Linked DNA regions of Homo sapiens: region 2 is linked to region 1. A link is an interaction called in ENCODE POLR2A ChIA-PET data of the cell type or tissue named here. Cell type or tissue: PC-3. All regions are shown on one strand. Links, peaks and the distances in the headings refer to the core of each region. The heading gives the core; the rest is flanking DNA.

Region 1 (5,387 bases), core at 122-5,121:
TGTCCTCAGCCTGGTATCAAAAGGGTGGAGCAGGATACTCAACAAAAGCAGACCTTTGCTTTGTAAGATCCTGGGTGCAAGCAGGTATCAGCCTCGTCCCAGTAGTAGATGGCTTTTTTTTTCCTACCTCTCTTTCAGTGGCAGCTGACCTTTGCAAGTGACCAAGGAGTGGTCACATTCCTACCCCTCACCCAGCAGCAGATGGTTTTTGTTTCTACCTCTCTCGCAGCAGCTGGGCTTTTCCTTGTGCAGGAGGTACGAGGGTTTACTTTTTAGATATTTAAAACTTATCCTCAAAGCTATCTATATAGCATATTTAAATTGTTGTTTTAGATGGTTAATTCCTGATGAACAAAGGCTGAATCTTAGACTTTCAGAGAAAGATGCCTACTGTTTGGTTTTTATTATAATTTGTCAATGTGTTTGTTCTTTTCCAGCTTAGGCTTGATTTCCGACTCTTTTCACATGTTTTTCGATAGCACTGCCATTTTGGCTGGACTGGCAGCTTCTGTTATTTCAAAATGGAGAGATAATGATGCTTTCTCCTATGGGTAAGACTTTAAGAAAAAAAATCTTTTTATTGAAGTATAAGATATACACAAAAAAACACTAATCTTAAGCTCAGTGACTTGTTACCAATTGAACACAGGTGTAACTTTTGAATCTTTGAAGCCCCCACTCAGGCCTCTTCGAGTTCCTACCTCCCCAAGGGTAACCACTTTCATGACTTCATGGATGAGTTTTTGAATAGTATATAATTGGAATCTACAGTAATTTGTTGAGATTGTTACCATATAGAGGAATTTCTCAACTTTTTTTTGAAGAAGAAAGTTTTAGTATATGAAAATAGGATTTTTTTTTGCTTTTGCTTTTTTCTTTTTGAATGGATACTTTGCTGTTGATTTATTTAAAATCATTTTCTAATATGGTTTTATATTATGTTCTTTAGCTCTGCTTTTATGTAACAGTTCTTATATGCTTGCCGAGTTGGACAATTAATCAAATATTTGTAGAGCATCTGTATGCTGAAGGGACTACATTGGATCATCTTAGAGGCATAATTTGATTTCTGCCACCTCTGATTGGAGGAAGCAGTGGATTTTTCATTATTTGATTACACTGCCTGAGTGTTTCCTTTTTTGAGTTCATAGAATATTTTGCAGTATAGCTATATATATGTGTAAGCAGAGCTCAGGATGCATACTCTGTTTCTTTCTCTTCCCCACCCCTTTGTCTTTCCTATTCCCTCTCTCTTCTGCTTTCTTACTAATTCTTCCCCTCTGTCCTTTTCCTCCTCTTCTCTTCATTTCCCCTGTGAGTGCTCTTTTACATTCTCTTCCTTCTTCATCTGTCTCTCATATTTTCTGTCTCTCACTCTTGTTCCCTTCCTCAGCCTCTTACTCTCTCTTATCTTCTCCTGAACTCCCTTTTCCTTCTCTTGTCTTTGCTTCTTGTCGCTTGGGCTTGTGCTCATGCTCTTTTTTCCTCTCTCTTCCTTCTTCTGTCCCCCTATACCTTTCCTGTCTTATTCTTTGTTTTCTCCTGCTCTTTTCCTTTACCTTTTAACCCTTTATCTGTCAGGCTCAATCTCTCCTCCTCCTCTTCTCTTAACTTCTTTAGCTCTATTTCTTTTTTGTCTCCCTTTCCAAGTCTCTCTTTCCTTCCTTCACTGATTCTCCTTCCCTGAGCTCTCCCTTTCCGGTGCAGTTTCTCTCACTCTCTCCCTGTCCTTTTTACAGCCATCTTCTTTCATGTACTGTCTCTTAGGCCTCTTGTTATGTCTTTTACTCTCTGTCCTTAACTGCTCCCCCTTTCTCCCTGGCTTGGCTTCTTTCTTTAGCAGGCACACACTCTTTCTTTCACATGCTCTTGTTCTGTTTAGATATTTATTGAGGGTCCATATGAGTCAAATACTTTTCTAGTTCTAATGATGTAAAAATGATCTAATGATGTAAAAACATGCCTCCTGCCTTGCCGGAACTTGTCTCTTGGGCAAACAGTTCTGTAAAAATACAATAATAGCTATATATTGTGACAGTTGCCAAAAAGGAGATGTGGAGTTCTGTGGCAGAACTTGCTGATTTTAGTTATAAGCAAGGGATATGGTTATTTTTGAAATTATAAAAAGTGAGCCAAAAAATACTCATTGTACATTTTATAGTATAGAGCAGTAGATCCTATATATCTATAAATTCAAACAGCTTGACAGCTCAGATAAGAACGCTTTTTATGGCATGATATTGGTGATATGCAAATAATTTAAACAGTAGCTACTAAAAGATTCTTAAGTATATTTTAGATTATTAAAGAAAGATTATATCCAAAGTTATAATTTTTGTTGGAAAATTAGTAATTTATTTATATTATATATCAGAAATCTAATTAGAATAGCTTATTCTACAATCTTTCTGAATAAACAGTAGCTGACTATTGAAAATTCTCAGTTCTTTAACGCTTAGATTTTCTATTGTTTCCAATTTAGAATGTATTGTCTCCTGCTCTAAAATGGTTTTTAGAAATAGCTTTGAATACCTTCAGTACCATAGCAGATTTTAATGTTCAGCTTTAGCTAGTTGATGTAAGAGAATAATATTCTTTCCACCTTTAATTTAATCCTCTCCTCTCTTTATGTGTGTGTGTGTGTGTGTGTGTGTGTGTTTTCTTTTGGGAAAGATTAAAGAATAAAAGCTGGTACAATATTTAACACTATGAATAATTGGTATAGTAATAAGTAGCTTCATTTGTAAACTACTGGTGTCAGTGAATCAAAATGACACTGATTAATTCATGTTAAGCATAGGGTTGAATTCTCATAACCTCCCACCCCAATTCAGGATGACTGCTGTAGCTGACTGACTCTGCAATAGAAGAAAGAGTTGGGGAATATGAGAGCAAGCAAGGACTTTTAAGTATTTCTTTATATAAAAGTCATCTTTGTGTCTTGCCACACTCTTATTTTTTAAAGAGCAAAGACAGCTTAAAAGTAATATACATCCAGTAGGTAGATAGATACATACATACATGCGTATATACATATGTACCTATACTTAAATCTTTTCTATTTTTCTTCCTGGCTCAAGAATCTAAACACTAGCCATACTTAATTAGGCAACAGCACATTCATGAATTACATGTTCTAATTCTAAGACCTACTCAATCTGTTAAGTAAACACAGATATTTGTAAAGGCAAATGTGTTTAGTTTTCATGTGTTTTTGTTTTGAGCCCACAACCAAGTTTAACAAATATATCTTAAACTCAAGCTAATTAAATCACTCCAACATTTTATCTGAACTTAGATAGCACACCTACTAAGCTAGGAATTAGAAACAAAAAGATGCCTGAAAAACATTCTTGCCTTTGATCTTGAAATCTGGTAGAAGTCAAGCACAAAAGGTTTTCAGTCAAGCATTAGTTATGGGACTACAAGGGTAGATTAAAAGAAAATACTTTTTACTTTTGGATAGTAACCCTGCTGATTTATTAGATAAATTCCTAAGTGTAGGCTGTGGAATGCTGGTTGCAAATTATTTGAATTTAATGAACTTTTCTCCAGGAAAAAAAAATATGTTTTGACAAGTAATACGTTATTTGGATGTGTTAGAAGATAGAAATATGCATTATTTCTGGCATAGAAATACATACTATGTTGGAATGCACTTGACAGGACAAACTCCAACATAACTTGATAGAGTACATTTTCAAGAATTCTCTTTAAAAATATTTTTACAGTAAAAATCGTTATTACCTAGAAGTTAACATAGAAACCTAGGAAAAGCACGAGTTTTGATGCTCTCATTATATTGTTTAAGGACCAGAGTGGTTAATTGCTGTTAGCACCCTTTGAATGATGTTTGAACATGTAAAAATGCTAAGTTAAAGTTGTTTCTGATGACTTTAACTAAGCCAAATATACGATACAGAAAAATAAAATCTTTCCCCAATGCTTCACACAGGTAGGAAGCAGAAAGCTTCAGAACTCAATGGAACAAAAGACAGGTATTTTAAAAATAGTTTAATTAGAATTATGTGAAGCTAAAATTGATTCTAAAAATAGGTAATTGAAAGTTTATGCTAGATTTATTAATCTTAGAAAAAGTGTTAGAAATATAAATCTCAAGTTGTCTCTGGCATAAGTCAGAAATAATTTTATTTTCCTTCAGATCGAAGCTCTGCTTTCCAAAGGTTTGAAAGCTAAAAAGTACAAAGCAGAAAGCATAAGGAGTTCTTAGAAAAAGAGAAATTAATAAGTTTAAAAAACCCCCTTTTCCAGACCCTTTCTTCTACTTTTTAGCCGTTAATCCTTCTTTCTTTGTCCACTTGTCTGGTTCTGTTTTTCCTTCTCCACTAGCAACTTGAGATTTAAATTTCTGTGAAAGGTCTTTCTAAAACTACTTACTCTAAGAAGATCTTTGGATTGGCTTGTAAAAATCTGTTTTGTGGCATTCTGCTTTTGAACAATTCGTACTAATTCGTTTCCTCATTTCTACTATATATAAAATAAAATGCACTGTACTATAAACACTAGGGCTTCGCTGGCCACTTATAACCATGTAATATGGTTTGGAATCTCTGAATGTATGTAATTTTACGATTTAATTTTTAAGAAATAACATAATAATTCAGTTATTTACTTTGTTCCTCTTTAGGTATGTTAGAGCGGAAGTTCTGGCTGGCTTTGTCAATGGCCTATTTTTGATCTTCACTGCTTTTTTTATTTTCTCAGAAGGAGTTGAGGTATAGTAGATAATTATTAAAGTCAGTAAATTACATTTCTGTAATGAAAATGTTTATTAATTAAAGATATATGTAAGTTTTTTTCAACTATTATTAAATATTGTGGACAATCTTAGATTAGATATGTGCGTACAAGAGGAGCTTACAAAATAGTTGAAAAATTAAATATATATGAATCTTCTTGGAATTGAAAACAATTAAATGATAGTGCTTTACAAGTTATAGATGAAGTGTTAATACTATGAAATGTAGAGGCACAATCTGGATAGTGAGGTCAGTAGGGAAATATTTCTAAAGAAATTAGAACCAGTCAATCTTTAACATTTGGCGTATTTTTTAAAAAGGAAGAAGACTTAAAGATTAGTGAACTTAAAATGAAATGCAGTATTTTTTTTAATTTTTTATTTATTTAGTTTTTGAGACAGAGTCTCACTCTGTTGCCCAAGCTGGAGTGCAGTGGCGCGATCTCGGCTTACTGCAACTTGCGCCTCCTGGTGTAAGCGATTCTCCTTCCTCAGCCTCCTGAGTAGCTTGGATTACAGGAGCCCACCACCATGCCCAGCTAATTTTTTTTTATTTTTAGTAGAAACGGGGTTTCACCATGTTGGTCAGGCTGGTCTTGAATTCCTGACCTCAAGTGATCCGCCTGCC
Region 2 (5,387 bases), core at 139-5,138, 270 kb after region 1:
TCCACTTCCACTTAATGAATAGTAAATATATTTTTTCTTATGATTTTCATAATATTTTACTTTCTCTAGCTTACTTTATTGTAAGAATACAGTATATAATACATGCAATATACAAAATATGTGTTAATTAACTGTTTATGTCATTGGTAAGGCTTCTGGTCAACAGTAGCCTACTAGTAGTTAATTTTGGGCGGATCTAAAAGTTATACATGGGTAATTGACCATGTAGAAGTCGGCACACCTAACACCCATGTTATTCAAAGGATTCATGGGTCAACTGTATTTCACTATTTTTATCTATTTGTAAATTATTAATAATTGCTTTATGTATAAAAACAACAGCTGTCTCATCATCATTATAATGTCAATTGTTCCATCCTTATACTATTAATATGATAAATATACATTTATACTTCAAATGACAGAAAAGTAGGCATTAATCAGCAAAGCAGTTCAGGAAAATTAATCTGGCAGGACTGAATAAAATGGGCTTGAAGAAAGTAGGCTTAAAGCAGAAATATATTGGCTAGGACTCCATTGCCATTATCTAAACAAGAATTAATGAGTTTCCTAACTGGGAATGAAATAGAAGAAATGGAAAGAAGGGACAGTTTTAAAATGTAATGAAGGGAAAATTGATGCAATTGGATAACTGGTTGAATATAAGAAGCAAGACAGACTATCATAATTGTTAGATATTTCAGATAATGTGGGCATGAAAGAAAGAGATGCCAAGATGGTAGTAGGTAGTAGAGAGAAGGCCAAGGAAATACTTGTATTTCCTGAAGTTGGGAAATACTTATACTTGAAGAGTGTAGAAAGGAAGGAATCAGCAGAGAGAGCTAAGGAGAAGCAAAAGAACAATTTCACAAAAACATGGATTTAAAGAAGTAGTGGGCAGCAATATTCAGTGCCGCAGAAAAGGCTCTAGATTTTATGAGTAGGAAGTCTCGTGACCTTTAAGAGCACAGGGTTCCATAGAAGGGTGAGGACAGAAACGAAATTTGAAAGGATTAAGGAATGAGTGAAGTATAAGAAAATGTGACAGTATTTTTTCAAAATGAATAATCAAGCAATGAAACATGGAGGAACCTCAAATGCATGCCACTAAGTAAAAGAAGCCAGTGTGAAAAGGCTGCATGACTGTATGATTCGAGCTACATGGCATTCTGGAAAGGGCAAGCCATGGAGACAATGAAAAGATCAACGGCTGCCAGGGATTGCAGGGAGGAAAGGATAAACAGGCAGAGCACATCAAATTTTTAGGGCAGGGAAACTAGTCTGTATTATACTATAATGGTGGGTACATGTCATTATGCATTTGTCAAAACCTGTAAAATGTACACCAAAAGTCAACTCTAATGTACATTATGGACTGAGTGATTATGATGTGTCAGTGTAGTTCATTGGTTGGAACAAATGTACTCTGGTGGGAGACGTTAATAGTAGATGTTGGCCGGGCATGGTGGCTCACGCCTGTAATCCCAGAATTTTGGGAGGCCGAGGAGGGTGGATCACGAGGTCAGGAGTTCAAGAGCAGCCTGGCCAAGATGGTGAAACCCTGTCTCTACTAAAAATACAAAAATTAGCCCAGCATGGTAGCAGGCGCCTGTAATCCCAGCTACTTGGGAGGCTGAGGCAGAGAATCACTTGAACCCGGGAGGCAGAGGTTGAGTGAGCCGAGATCACGCCATTGCACTCCAGCCTGGCAATAGAGTGAGACTCCATCTCTAAATAAATAAATAAATAAATAAATAAATAAATAAATAAATAAATAAAATGAAGTCAATTTTAAAAGAATGTATAACCATTTTTATTAATATAAACTTCTGTGTTACATACATGTATTACTTTTATTGTATCATTTTATAGCCCTTAAAAATTTCAACAAAATGTAAAAATGTATTTTTGTGACCAATGAAATAAGTGGAGTAAAGTGATATTGTTCAGCTAAATATATGATAGATATAAGAATTTAGTTACATTTCTGGAATGACAGAGTGGTGATGAATTTTATAGCATTATGACGTAAGTAAGAAATGTTAGGTCTGTCTTCGGATGTCTATTGTATGTTCCAGTTATTTATTGCTGTGTGTAACACACCACACCAAAACTTAGTAGCTTAAAACAGTCATTTATTGTTATGTTCCATTTTTCTGGGGGTTGACGAAGCTGAGCGTTACTCACTTTTGTGTCCTTCAAATGGTTGCAGAAATATGACAGATGAGGCTGGAATTCTGAAAGCTTCTTTACTCACATGCCTGGCTCCTAGACTAGAATAGCTAGAATACCTGTGGGCTGGTCAGGATTTCTCCCTCTTTTGTCTCTCCACATAGCCATAGTGTGGCTTGGGTTTCAAACAGCGTGGCATTTCAAGACCAGGAATTCCAGGAGACCCAGGTAGAAGCTTCAAAGTGTGGGAAGTGTTGGAAGTCATACAGCGTCACTTCCACTATATTCTATTTGGCAAATCTGTCACAAATGAGCCCAGATTCAAGGGAGTAGAGCAATAGATAGATACAGGGAGGAGAGAAATTGATGGTAGCCAACTGAAAACAAGAAACAAGCTACCACAATCTATTTAGGGGATATTTATAAAAACATAGAGACACACATGCACAAACAACACACACGTACACACATACATGCAGATAAATACATTTTTATGAAAAAATTAAGAATTATTATGAATGTTCAAGTATACAATAATATGCAAAGGGAAAACCTTAATAATTAAAGTAGGAAATGAGACTAACTCTGAGAAGAGTAATCAAAGACATTGTATTTTTTTTTCAGTAAGATCAAGTAAGTCATTCCAAACTGTCTGGCGTCCTGTCCCAAAACATCTCTGAACTTCTCAGTTCAAGAAGTAAGTTCCAGAATTTATTTGGCAAAGGTAGCTTATGTTCACAGTACTGTCTCTGGTTTTCCAGTCTGTCTCCTAGTCATAGGCCCCTAAAGTCCACCAGCCCTTACACTTCCGGCTGCATGCTTGCAAAATCTACTATGTAGTTCTGATTTTGTAATTTTCATTTCAATGAGCATGAAAACTTTTAATACTGAACGTCCAGAAAAGATCTTGTTTTCTTTTATTCCCTTTCCTTTAGGTCATTTTCTTGTAGTTTTCTTCTTTCATTCAATTTTGATAAGACTTCTTTCTTTGAAAATGACATTTAAAAATAAGGTTAACACACAAGTTATTACTTTAATAAAGCACATAACGTATACCTTATAAAATATTTTGAATGCTTTAGAAACTTGTCTTTGCTGCACACAGGCAGAATGGAGTAATATTTTAAGATTTCCTGCAACTAGAAAGGTATGGAAAGTCTTACTGATTTATATTGTGTTCTGACTTCCTGAGGCAGTTTTCCTAATGCTATTCCATTTTAGTCATACCATGAAACAGAGCTTGCTCATTTATTGTGTTTTTTTTTTTTTAATCAGAATTCAGTGTAGAACTTTGTATTTCAGTTTTGTTTGTTGTTTCTTTAGCTTAATTTCTATGGAATTTTATAGTAATAGCAGTTTTATTTTATAAAAGTTCTCTTGCTGGGAGGATAATTCTGTAAGCATTTGAGAAAAGGAATTCCCAGTTCAATTTTCAAAATTATTTTCAAAAATAAATAACCTGACTATTTAACATATATAGTGTTCCAGACTTGCATTTATTGCCTGTACTATGTAATTAAAGATTTTATTATCTATAGTTACTTGGGAAGACACATCTTTTACATCAGTGTTTGTTTCTCAGGACAGGAAACATTTATTACGGTTCTTTTGTATTCCTAAAGTACCATAGTTCTTTTTTTTTTTTTTTTTTGGGGGGGAGAGAGTCTTGCTCTGTCACCCAGGCTGGAGTGCAGTGGCACGTTCTTGGCTTACTGCAGCCTCCACCTCCTGGGTTCAAGTGATTCTCCTGCCTCTGCCTCCTGAGTAGCAGGGACGACAGGCATGTGACACCACACCCGGCTAATTTTTGTATTTTGGTAGAGATGGGTTTTCACCATGTTGGCCAGGCTGGTCCTGAACTCCTGACCTCAGGTGATCTGCCTGCCTTGGCCTCCCAAAGTGCTGGGATTACAGGCGTGAGCCACCACGTCCAGCCTTAAAGCTCATACCATAGTTCTAGACAAATAATATGTAGATGCTCACTTGATAAAAGGGTGTTTATGTTGTATTCTTTCCATTTAATTCTTGTAATTTGAGTCTTACTTGCCTTCCTTAACCATACACCATAGAAACATTATAGAATTTCTTTTATTTTTTTTTCCATCAACTTTTATTTTATGTCCCAGGGTACATATGCAGGATATGCAGGTTTGTTACATAGGTAAATGTGTGTCATGTTTGTTGGCTGCACAGATCAACCCATCCCCTAGGTATTAAGTCTGTCACCCATTAGCTATTCTTCCCTGATGCTCTCCCCCAACCTTTACCCCAACACAGGCCCCTGCGTGTATTGTTCCCCCGCACCATATATCCATGTGTTCCCATCCTTCAGCTCCCACTTATAAGTGAGAACATGCGATGTTTGGTTTTCTGTTCCTGCATTAGTTTGCTGAGAATAACAGCTTCCAGCTCCATCCATGTCCCTGCAAACAACATGATCTTGTTGCTTTTTATGGCTGCATAGTATTATGGACTTTTTTATGATGTAGCTTAGTCTTAATAACATTACTGGTTATTTGTGCATAAGATCTTTCTGATTTAAATCTTTCCCCTAAATATTAAAACAGAAATGGGAAAATTTAATCTTTCTGAAAAGATCTCCTCTTTTTGTCATGTGGTTTTTAATGGCTTTTTATTAATACAGTCTCGAGCAGGGGTCTCCAACCCCCAGGCCACAGATGGGTACCAGTCAGTGCCTGTTAGGAACCATGCAGCACAGTGGGAGGTGAGTGGTGGGAGAGACAGCATTATTGCCTGAGCTCTGCCTCCTGTCAGATCAGGGGCGACATTAGATTTTCATAGCAGCAGGAACTCTATTGTGAACTGCGCATGCGAGAGATCTAGTTTGTGCTCTCCTTATGAGAATCTAATGCCTGATCATCTGAGGTGGAACGGTTTCATCCTGAAACCATTCCCCCAACCCACTCTGTGGAAAAATTGTCTTCTACAAAACCAGTCCCTGGTGCCAAAAAGGTTGGGCATTGCCATTATATATAATAGCTGAAGCGTATATACCAGGACATTTTTTTAAGTTCAAAATATAATTAGAGGCATCTCATTAAGATTTGTTTGTTTGTTTGTGACGGAGTCTCCCTCTGTCGCCAGGCTGGAATGCAGTGGTGCGATCTCAGCTCACTGCAACCTCCGCTTCTCGGGTTCAAGTGATTCTCCTGCTTCAGCCTCCCGAGTGGCTGGGACTACAGGCATGTGCCACC

What was found. Peaks named below come from ENCODE experiments on the same cell type or tissue, not always from the same donor. Only the 100,000 strongest peaks of a DNase experiment are listed, where the experiment ranks them.
Region 2: POLR2A ChIA-PET joins it to region 1 with 5 read pairs; 2 of 35 experiments call an interaction of 5 or more read pairs at or near these places.

The regions. Positions count from the first base shown.
Region 1 is chr1:100,906,415-100,911,801 of GRCh38, forward strand. It overlaps SLC30A7 (solute carrier family 30 member 7), which reads left to right. Exons shown (of 11, transcript NM_133496.5): 3 at 438-551; 4 at 4,649-4,736. Among named protein-coding and RNA genes, the nearest start is that of SLC30A7, 13 kb to the left of the region's middle. In PC-3, for the core only: no CTCF peak of the experiment used is centred there; no DNase peak of the experiment used is centred there.
Region 2 is chr1:101,172,732-101,178,118 of GRCh38, forward strand. It overlaps LOC101928334 (a long non-coding RNA gene), which reads left to right. Exons shown (of 4, transcript XR_426738.4): 4 at 2,797-3,824. Among named protein-coding and RNA genes, the nearest start is that of S1PR1-DT, 61 kb to the right of the region's middle. In PC-3, for the core only: no CTCF peak of the experiment used is centred there; a DNase peak (open chromatin) is centred at 2,230; H3K4me3 peaks cover 295 bases; H3K27ac peaks cover 1,760 bases.